Regions from separate parts of the Homo sapiens genome. Here region 1 is linked to region 2. Evidence: read pairs that join two places in POLR2A ChIA-PET (ENCODE). Cell type or tissue: endothelial cell of umbilical vein. All regions are shown on one strand.

The links. Peaks named below come from ENCODE experiments on the same cell type or tissue, not always from the same donor. Only the 100,000 strongest peaks of a DNase experiment are listed, where the experiment ranks them.
Region 1: POLR2A ChIA-PET joins it to region 2 with 6 read pairs; 2 of 35 experiments call an interaction of 5 or more read pairs at or near these places.

Annotation. Positions count from the first base shown.
Region 1 is chr1:180,563,381-180,568,380 of GRCh38, forward strand. It overlaps OVAAL (ovarian adenocarcinoma amplified long non-coding RNA), which reads left to right. Exons shown (of 3, transcript NR_125716.2): 3 at 1,871-3,138. It also overlaps the pseudogene LOC124904658. Among named protein-coding and RNA genes, the nearest start is that of OVAAL, 6.9 kb to the left of the region's middle. In endothelial cell of umbilical vein, no CTCF peak of the experiment used is centred here; DNase peaks (open chromatin) are centred at 2,911 and 3,251; H3K27ac peaks cover 246 bases.
Region 2 is chr1:180,700,055-180,705,054 of GRCh38, forward strand. All of the region lies in intron 2 of XPR1 (xenotropic and polytropic retrovirus receptor 1), which reads left to right. Among named protein-coding and RNA genes, the nearest start is that of XPR1, 71 kb to the left of the region's middle. In endothelial cell of umbilical vein, no CTCF peak of the experiment used is centred here; no DNase peak of the experiment used is centred here.

The sequences.
Region 1 (5,000 bases), 140 kb before region 2:
GTGGAGAATTCGTACGGGTCGGCAGCAACCTCAATCGGGGCATAAGGCAGAGGGAGAGACCCAGGCAAGTTTTAGAGCAGGAGTGAAAGTTTATTAAAAAGCTTTAGAGCAGGATTGGAAGGAAAGGACACTTAGAAGAGGTCCAAGTGGGCGACTTGAAGGACAAGTGTGGTTTGACTTAGGGTTTTATATGTTGGCATACTTCTGGGGTCTTCTCCCCTGATTCTTTCGTTGAGGGTGGTTTGTCCATATGTGTAGTGACCTGCTAGCACTTGGGAGGTGAGCATGCGCAGTGTGTTTACTGGAGTTGTACTTATGCTCACTTGAAACATTCTTCCCTTTACTGGTGACATGCCCCCAGAAGATCAAATACCAGTTAAACTCCGCCATTTTGCCTCTTGGTGCTCATGTGTGAGTCCGCACGCCCAACTCCTGGGATCTTATCAGGAAGCTGATGATCACCAGTTTCAGGTTTCTTCTATCTATAGGGAGACTGCCTTTCCCTGGAGCTGGCTGCAACCAATTATTATTTTAGAGAGACAGTTAACAATGGCCTGACCATCACCCGATGGTCGCCTGACTTTCCCGGTGGGGTGTGGGGACCCTCTTCTGTCCTGTTTGTGTCTGACTAGCTACCTACTGTAACAGGATGACCATATAATTTATCATTCAAACTACTAGACACTTTTGAGAGTGAAGGGGGGCACTATTAGTTATGTTGGCAAAACAGGTGTGAATGTGGATGTCTCTGGATAATCAATATCTACAGCCATCCAACTCATATATGGTAACCCAATCCTTTCCATTTTTTCTAAAAAGCTAGCCATGCTCTTAAATTAAAACACAGCATTTGAGTCTAAAGTCGGATTGCCAGTTAAAATACAAGATGCTCTGTTAAATTTGAATTTCAGATAAATGAATACTTGTAAGTATAACTATGTCCTAAATATTTCATAAGACATACTAAAAATTATCACGGTTTATTTGAAATTAAAATTTCACTGGGCATTCTGTATTCTTATTTGCTGCTGACAACCCTAGTCTAACTAGGGTTAGACTAGTTTAACTAGTCTAAAGTTAAACTACTGTGTTGTATTCAATTCTATCATCCTGCTTATGATGTAAGTCTTTTAGGCTCCAAATGATTTAGGACATAGTCTGGTTAGCAAAAGGAGAAAATTGAGGCATCTGTTCCAATTGGACCAGTCACCTGAGCCACTAAAATCAGCTTTCTTAAATGTCTCTGAACTAGGAATACGCTGGGACTAGGTCCCAGTGCTTGGGGTGAGCCAGGCCAGCAGGTGAGTGTCCTCAGTTGTGGGACAAGGAGCTTAGTAGATAAGCATCTTCTCCCTGCTCGATGTTCACCTTTGCTTGATCTCCTAGGCCAGTGGTTCTCACCCCTGGCTGCATATTAGAATTGCCTGGGGAGCTTGTAAACCCACTGATGTTTGAGCCCCACTCCAGACCAATTAAATCGGGATCTCCAGGGGCAGGCTGTGGCATCCATGGGTTCCCAAAAGTTCCCAGGTGATTTTAAGGTTCTAATGAGAACCATTGTCCTATGCCCTCGCTCTGTTCCCAGTGGCATCAGTTCTTGTTTAATTCTTCTCCTTTAAATACCCTCTTTGTAGTATTGGACATTTTATAGCCCAGAAAATATGACTGGAGCACCTGTTCTGTGTTAAAATGGCGGCATGGATGGGATTTGCCCGGAAGGGTTCCTTGTCCTTCCATGACCTTGTCTTGTGCTGACTCCTGGCTCTCTCCAAGCCTCCCTTCTCCTCTCTCCTGCTTAAGCCTCTCTTCAGCTTTGGCTTTCCTTGTCTCCTCCTTCTCTGTTTATAACATGTCAATTTCCATTTTGCAGCTGGTTTCCTTTCAGACCCATCAAGTGGCCATCCTATTGGCTTGGACTGAAGACCCCCACTGGAGAACTGTCTCTGCAGCCTATACTGATGACACTGGCCACTGTCCAGGGCTCCACCCCAAGGAGTCCAAGCCCCAGACATTTAGCCTTAGAGAGAATCCAGATTTTGCATTTCCAGTGCAGGGATTGATGGAGCCTTGTGTATCAAAGTGCCAATTTCTTTCTAACAAGCTAGGGAGGATACCGTTGACAGCAGCAGAAAGGGGTAGCAGTGGTTTGCTTTCCAAATGGTAATAAGAAGGGCCTGGCAGTGGCAACCTGTCCACGTATCATTAAAAATGGACTCTCCTGCTTCGTTTGGAATTCAACCCAATGAACTTGAATAAACTCTGGACAATGACCAGCACAGAGCCCTAAGCAGGATACAGCAAGATTATTTGCTTTACTCATCCACTGAGTACCTACCATGTGCCAAATACTATGCTATATGCCGAGTATACACTGGCAAATAAAACAGATATGGTCCCTGGAGCCTATGAATCTTACCCCATCTAGCCACAAATAATAAAAATAAGAAGAATCTGAAGGACAAGTGGGACAGAAATACTCAAGCAGAATGAGGGTGAGATTGAAGTCCCTGAACATACAGTGCCCTTTACACTTGATCTTAGCCAAAAGGCCGAGAAGAGATTACAGTGCTTTTTAAAGGTAGCATTTCACCCAGCCAATAATCAATCCCTTTGGCCTTCTTGAGGTGCAAGGCCACACACTCAAATTCTTTAATCAAACAATAGGCTAGTGCAAATGGAGCTATTTCTTAAACCCAGCTGTTTACACAGCAGCTACAAATCTGTTCAGAAGGAATCCCCCACCATCCACAACTGTCTATCGAGCAGATGTGCAAGAGTATTTGTCTCTCACCACCAGGGTTGCAGTCAGGACAAGAGAGCAGGTTTGAACGTCTTCGGCTCCTAGAACTGCACAAGCTGTGTCTTCAGTGCCCAGAGGCGGCTGCAACGTCTCCCCAGTTCTCCTCTCAGAACAATGGAAATTTTTTTTAGAGGCGTAATAGGAAGGTTTGCATTGAATTATTAAACAATGGGTATTGAAAAATATGTTTTCTTTGACCTCTGTACTTCTAGCTTTTACCAGTCAGTGTTTTCTTGTACCAAGGCTAAGATATGTATAACACTGAAATGGATGTCTTCTTATATAATATTTTACAAGCTTTTGAAAACCTGTGCCCTTTAATAAATTTTAAAACGTTTCATGCCCTTCTTTCATTTTCTGAAATTCAAAATAAATTAAATATCAGGGGACACAAAAGCACAAGAAGAAAGCACTGCTTTGTTTTCAAATCAGGCCCCAAGCCACTGCCCTTGAGATTCTTGTGGGTCAGCACAAGCACCCCTCCCATCTCCAGTTCCTGAGACTCATTGTTCCAAATGGTAATATTAACATTTGCCATGTTCACTCATGGATAACTTTCCATTATTTCAGTTGTAAACATTTTCTATGTGAAATATGAGATGAGACCAATGAAACAATAGATTTTAAACAAATTAAATAAGAATTTTTGCAAGCAAAGGAGCATCATGACTTTGAAATGGCCACTTTTGGGGGCCATGCTTCTAGGGCTAAAATACGCATGCTTCTGGGGCTAATACCTTGGCTCCAAAAATTGGGAGGTACTCATTCAGTGCAGCGGAAAGGAGTATAAGCTTTGGAAGCAGGTGATCTGGATGCAAATCACATTCTGCCACATTTTAGCTGTTGCCGCTTTGACCTAATTGTTTAACATCTTTCTAAGCCTCAGTTTCCTCAATGGTAAAAGGAGAAAAAAGATAAGAAAAAATGAATGCAAAATGTCTGCACATCTCAAGAAGCTAGTAGTTACCAAGATTGGAACTATCACTAATGATATGTCTTTTCCTTAGAGATCTTTTAGGATGATTTTTTTTTTTTTTTTAGAATCTCTTGTCTTTTAAAGTCAAATTAAGAGAATAGAAGTGGATAATAAATGGCTGGCCGTTCTAGTTTTAGAGGGAAAAAAAACTGTTGCTATAGTCACTATCCTACAATTTTGTGTGGTTCGTTAAATGACTCTGAAGTTCACTCCAAAAGATGTTTCCAAAATGTTCTGAGCGACCACATTCTCCTTAGAATTGTGCACAGACTGGCTGGGTAGCCACTTTGAAGGGATTCAATTCCTTTGAATGTTTAAGTAAGTTGTTTGGTGTTAAAGAAATTCTCTTTGTTTTATGGCCACACCACAAATATGGACATTGTAAAAAAGGCTTAATGATTGCAAATCCGCCTTGCCATTTCCTCTATGTCCAGATATATGTCTTTTTAGAACACTGATGTGTAGTAAGCAGAGATTTTTATTCCTTTTTAATTTTTTTCCCCTTTGATTCCTGAACCTTTGTCATCGACACAGGAAAATTAGACCCAGTCCCTGCTACCAAAAGCTACCGCGATCATTCCACAGTTTCACACGCTTTCAGGTTTCCATTTTCCTTCTCTCACCCCAGATGCCTGGCATACGCGATAGCAGCAAAAACAAAATCTGTTGCATTTTTGGAATGTTATTAACACTGAAGCAGCCCAGGGATTGCAACAGCTAAGATAGGGATCCCCACCCCCAACTTTTTTCTCACTAGAGAGCAAAGAGCAACTCTTAAATCCAGAAAGCGAGGAGAACCTTGTCCGGAAGAGGCACTCAAATGCATTGAATCCACTGATTTCCCTCTGCTTGCCACCCCAGCCTTCACCACCCCATCTCGACTTTCCCACAGGAAAACCATGTTAGGTGTTAGACAATGATGCCACACAATAGAAATATAAATCCAGTGTTTGTCTAGCATAATATAAATGGCACTGCTGAACTCCATCCTTCCTCCCATTGACAACATCAGAGAGATAGTTAGTGAGGGGCAAAATCATCTGTGATTGTCTCTGCATGGATGTTGAAATTGCTCCCCCCAGGGTCTTCTAGGGTTTTTAAGCATAAAGGTGTTCATCCAACTGAAAAAATTGTATATCTATAAGCAATTTGAGATTCAGCATGTCTGGCAATGCACATTTTTTTAAGGATGAGAAAATGCAGCATGAAATGTGTTTATGTATG
Region 2 (5,000 bases):
TGGGGTTGTTTGTTTTTTTCTTGTAAATTTGTTTGAGTTCATTGTAGATTCTGGATATTAGCCCTTTGTCAGATGAGTAGGTTGCGAAAATTTTCTCCCATGTTGTAGGTTGCCTGTTCACTCTGATGGTAGTTTCTTTTGCTGTGCAGAAGCTCTTGAGTTTAATTAGATCCCATTTGTCAATTTTGGCTTTTGTTGCCATTGCTTTTGGTGTTTTGGACATGAAGTCCTTGCCCACGCCTATGTCCTGAATGGTAATGCCTAGGTTTTCTTCTAGGGTTTTTATGGTTTTAGGTCTAACGTTTAAATCTTTAATCCATCTTGAATTGATTTTTGTATAAGGTGTAAGGAAGGGATCCAGTTTCAGCTTTCTACATATGGCTAGCCAGTTTTCCCAGCACCATTTATTAAATAGGGAATCCTTTCCCCATTGCTTGTTTTTCTCAGGTTTGTCAAAGATCAGATAGTTGTAGATATGTGGCATTATTTCTGAGGGCTCTGTTCTGTTCCATTGATCTATATCTCTGTTTTGGTACCAGTACCATGCTGTTTTGGTTACTGTAGCCTTGTAGTATAGTTTGAAGTCAGGTAGTGTGATGCCTCCAGCTTTGTTCTTTTGGCTTAGGATTGACTTGGCGATGCGGGCTCTTTTTTGGTTCCATATGAACTTTAAAGTAGTTTTTTCCAATTCTGTGAAGAAAGTCATTGGTAGCTTGATGGGGATGGCATTGAATCTGTAAATTACCTTGGGCAGTATGGCCATTTTCACGATATTGATTCTTCCTACCCATGAGCATGGAATGTTCTTCCATTTGTTTGTGTCCTCTTTTATTTCCTTGAGCAGTGGTTTGTAGTTCTCCTTGAAGAGGTCCTTCACATCCCTTGTAAGTTGGATTCCTAGGTATTTTATTCTCTTTGAAGCAGTTGTGAATGGGAGTTCACTCATGATTTGGCTCTCTGTTTGTCTGTTGTTGGTGTATAAGAATGCTTGTGATTTTTGTACATTGATTTTGTATCCTGAGACTTTGCTGAAGTTGCTTATCAGCTTAAGGAGATTTTGGGCTGAGACGATGGGGTTTTCTAGATAAACAATCATGTCGTCTGCAAACAGGGACAATTTGACTTCCTCTTTTCCTAATTGAATACCCTTTATTTCCTTCTCCTGCCTGATTGCCCTGGCCAGAACTTCCAACACTATGTTGAATAGGAGCGGTGAGAGAGGGCATCCCTGTCTTGTGCCAGTTTTCAAAGGGAATGCTTCCAGTTTTTGCCCATTCAGAATGATATTGGCTGTGGGTTTGTCATAGATAGCTCTTATTATTTTGAAATACGTCCCATCAATACCTAATTTATTGAGAGTTTTTAGCATGAAGGGTTGTTGAATTTTGTCAAAGGCTTTTTCTGCATCTATTGAGATAATCACGTGGTTTTTGTCTTTGGCTCTGTTTATATGCTGGATTACATTTATTGATTTGTGTATATTGAACCAGCCTTGCATCCCAGGGATGAAGCCCACTTGATCATGGTGGATAAGCTTTTTGATGTGCTGCTGGATTTGTTTTGCCAGTATTTTATTGAGGATTTTTGCATCAATGTTCATCAAGGATATTGGTCTAAAATTCTCTTTTTTGGTTGTGTCTCTGCCCGGCTTTGGTATCAGAATGATGCTGGCCTCATAAAATGAGTTAGGGAGGATTCCCTCTTTTTCTATCGATTGGAATAGTTTCAGAAGGAATGGTACTAGTTCCTCCTCGTATTTGATTCTTCTCTCTTTTTTTCTTTATTAGTCTTGCTAGCGGTCTATCAATTTTGTTGATCCTTTCAAAAAACCAGCTCCTGGATTCATTGATTTTTTGAAGGGTTTTTTGTGTCTCTATTTCCTTCAGTTCTGCTCTGATTTTAGTTATTTCTTGCCTTCTGCTAGCTTTTGAATGTGTTTGCTCTTGCTTTTCTAGTTCTTTTAATTGTGATGTTAGGGTGTCAATTTTGGATCTTTCCTGCTTTCTCTTGTAGGCATTTAGTGCTATAAATTTCCCTCTACACGCTGCTTTGAATGCGTCCCAGAGATTCTGGTATGTGGTGTCTTTGTTCTCGTTGGTTTCAAAGAACATCTTTATTTCTGCCTTCATTTCGTTATGTACCCAGTAGTCATTCAGGAGCAGGTTGTTCAGTTTCCATGTAGTTGAGCGGCTTTGAGTGAGATTCTTAATCCTGAGTTCTAGTTTGATTGCACTGTGGTCTGAGAGATAGTTTGTTATAATTTCTGTTCTTTTACATTTGCTGAGGAGAGCTTTACTTCCAACTATGTGGTCAATTTTGGAATAGGTGTGGTGTGGTGCTGAAAAAAATGTATATTCTGTTGATTTGGGGTGGAGAGTTCTGTAGATGTCTATTAGGTCTGCTTGGTGCAGAGCTGAGTTCAATTCTTTCTTTCTTTATTTTTTTTTGTACTGACTGGGTTATTTAAAAAGACTTGTCTTCAAGTTCAGAAATTCTTTCTTCTGCTTGATCTAGTCTGTTGTTGAAGCTCTCGATTGTATCTTTTATTTCATTCATTGACTACTTCAGTTCTAGGATTTTTTTGATTTTTAAAAATGGTATCTTTTTGTTGACTTTCTCATTCCGATCATGAATTATTTTCCTGATTTCTTTATATTGTTTATCTGTGTTCTCATTGAGTTTCTTTAATATTATTTTGAATTGTTTTTCAGGCATTTCATAAATTTCTCTTTTTTGGGATTTTTTTTCTTTTTACTGGAGAACTTGTGTTTCTTTGGAGATATCATATTTTCTTGCTTTTTCATGTTTCTTGCATCCTTATGCTGATATCTGCACCTCTGATTTAACAGTCACTTCTTCCAATTTTATGGATTGACTTTCTTAGAGAAAGACTTTTTCCTGTAGGCATAACTGTAGTGTTGATTGGGTAGGTTGCTTTGGTTTTGATTCTGGGTAGGGCAGTAGTGTAGTTTCTGAATTATTTATGTAGCTTTAATTAGTGTCAGTGGTATCTATGAGTTTCTCATTGGCTTAGACTGTGTTTTTTAGTGAAGGCTGTTTGAGGCTTTGCTAGGGATGAAAACACTAGACCAGCTAGTCCTTGGGCACCAGTGGTGGTGGCAGTGGGCAAGGTGGGCAAGGTGGACATGTCCCCAAGCCACTGGATGGCATGTGTGGATGCCAGCAGTAGTGATCAGGGTGGGTTGATTCCCAGGTCACTAGTTGGCACGCTCAGACTCAAGCAGTGGTGGTGATGGGTGGAGTGGGCTTGTCTTCAGTTCCTAGACATCATATATGTATGTCAGCAGTGGGCAGAGCAGACCTATCTGCAGGCCTCTGGATAACGCATGCGGGTGCCAGCATCAGTTGGGTGGGTATTTCCCAGTTCCTAGGCTCCCAGATGATGTGCGCAGGTGTTGGCCATGGTTAGCAGGGCAGACCTCTTCTCAGGCCCCTGATTATGCACATAATGCACCAATGGTAGGCAGGGCAGATCAGTCCTCAGTCATCCTGATGACAGGCGCAGCTACTGGCAGCAGTGGTGAACAAGGGCAGGACTACCCTCATGCCCCCAGATTTTTTACATGGCCCCTAATTGTTTTATGTGTATTTTAAGATTTATTAGCTTGAATAGGGACCCAAATAAGATTCATCATACAATATATTGTGATTGATTAGTAGGTCTCTTAATTTTTCATTGGTTTGTAATGACACCATTTGGTACAGAAGGCACTAGCCATATGTAGCTATTTACATTGATTAAAACTGAAATGAATTAATCTGGTCCTTAGTTGCCCTACCCATATATCGAGTACTCAGTAGCGATATGAGGTTAGGGGCTACCATACTGGACAGTACAGATTATTTCTCTTATTACAGAAAATTCTGTTTGTTAGAGCTAATTTATAGGTTTCTGCTGCATCTCTTTTTTTTCTTGAATTTTTGGTTTGTCTTTTTACAATTTTATTATTGTTGTTGTTATTTTTTGATGGAAGAAACTGGCTTATTCAGGTTTTTTGTTTTTGTCTCCCAGAGTCTGGATTTTGCTGATTGTACTCCTGTGGTGCATCTTAGCATAGTTTCTGTTCTCTTTATTTACAGTAAATTTGTAGTTAAATCTAGAAGCTTGTTTCTATTCTGACTATATATAATGTGTGTATGTATTTTTCTCAAGAACACTATAGGTGCTGGATATATATATATATATATATATATATATATATTATCAGATTATCTGTTTTGTTACTACTGGTGATCATTGCCTAACCCTAGATCTTTTAATTCATTAAGGTTTACAAAATGGTGATATCCTAATGCTCCTGTGTTTATTAGCCAGAATTCTTCTATAAAGGGAAACTTCCCTTTGTCAATTATTTGGTTATTCTTACATACAGATTGTATAGGAAAGATAGCATAAATGCTTAATTATTTCCCTTTGTTTACCTTTTTCAAAATAATGTTGATTCTGTAACATTTTTCCAAAGATGACCAGTGAAACATTTTAAGTGTCTTATTCAATTTGTATATTTCAATATATTTGGTATATTTTGGTACAGTGCAGTTTTATCCCTATTAATGATTAAATTCTCATCTTTGGCCAGTGGGAGCCTATTCAGTTGGTTTTCTCATTCCTTTTGATAGACTCTTAGTATCCTATTATAACTTCTTTTCTATTTGATATTACAAAAATTTCCAGACTTGACATATATATTTCCAGCCTGGGACCTCCAATCAGCCATTTTTCCAGGGACTGTTGGTTGTTTTTTTTTTTTTTTTTTTTTTTTTAAGTAATAATCATGGAATCTTACTTCCTTTTAGACACCACATACTGGACACTGCTTTGGAAGTATCATTGCTACTGGGTTATTCACTGTTTCAGGCTTTCTGTTTCATGGAACAGAAATGCATGCATATATACACTCTTATAAATATAAATGTATATATATATTTTAGGATAAAATTCTTTATTCTTTAAAGCTTAAAGTCTTAGTACACTTTGG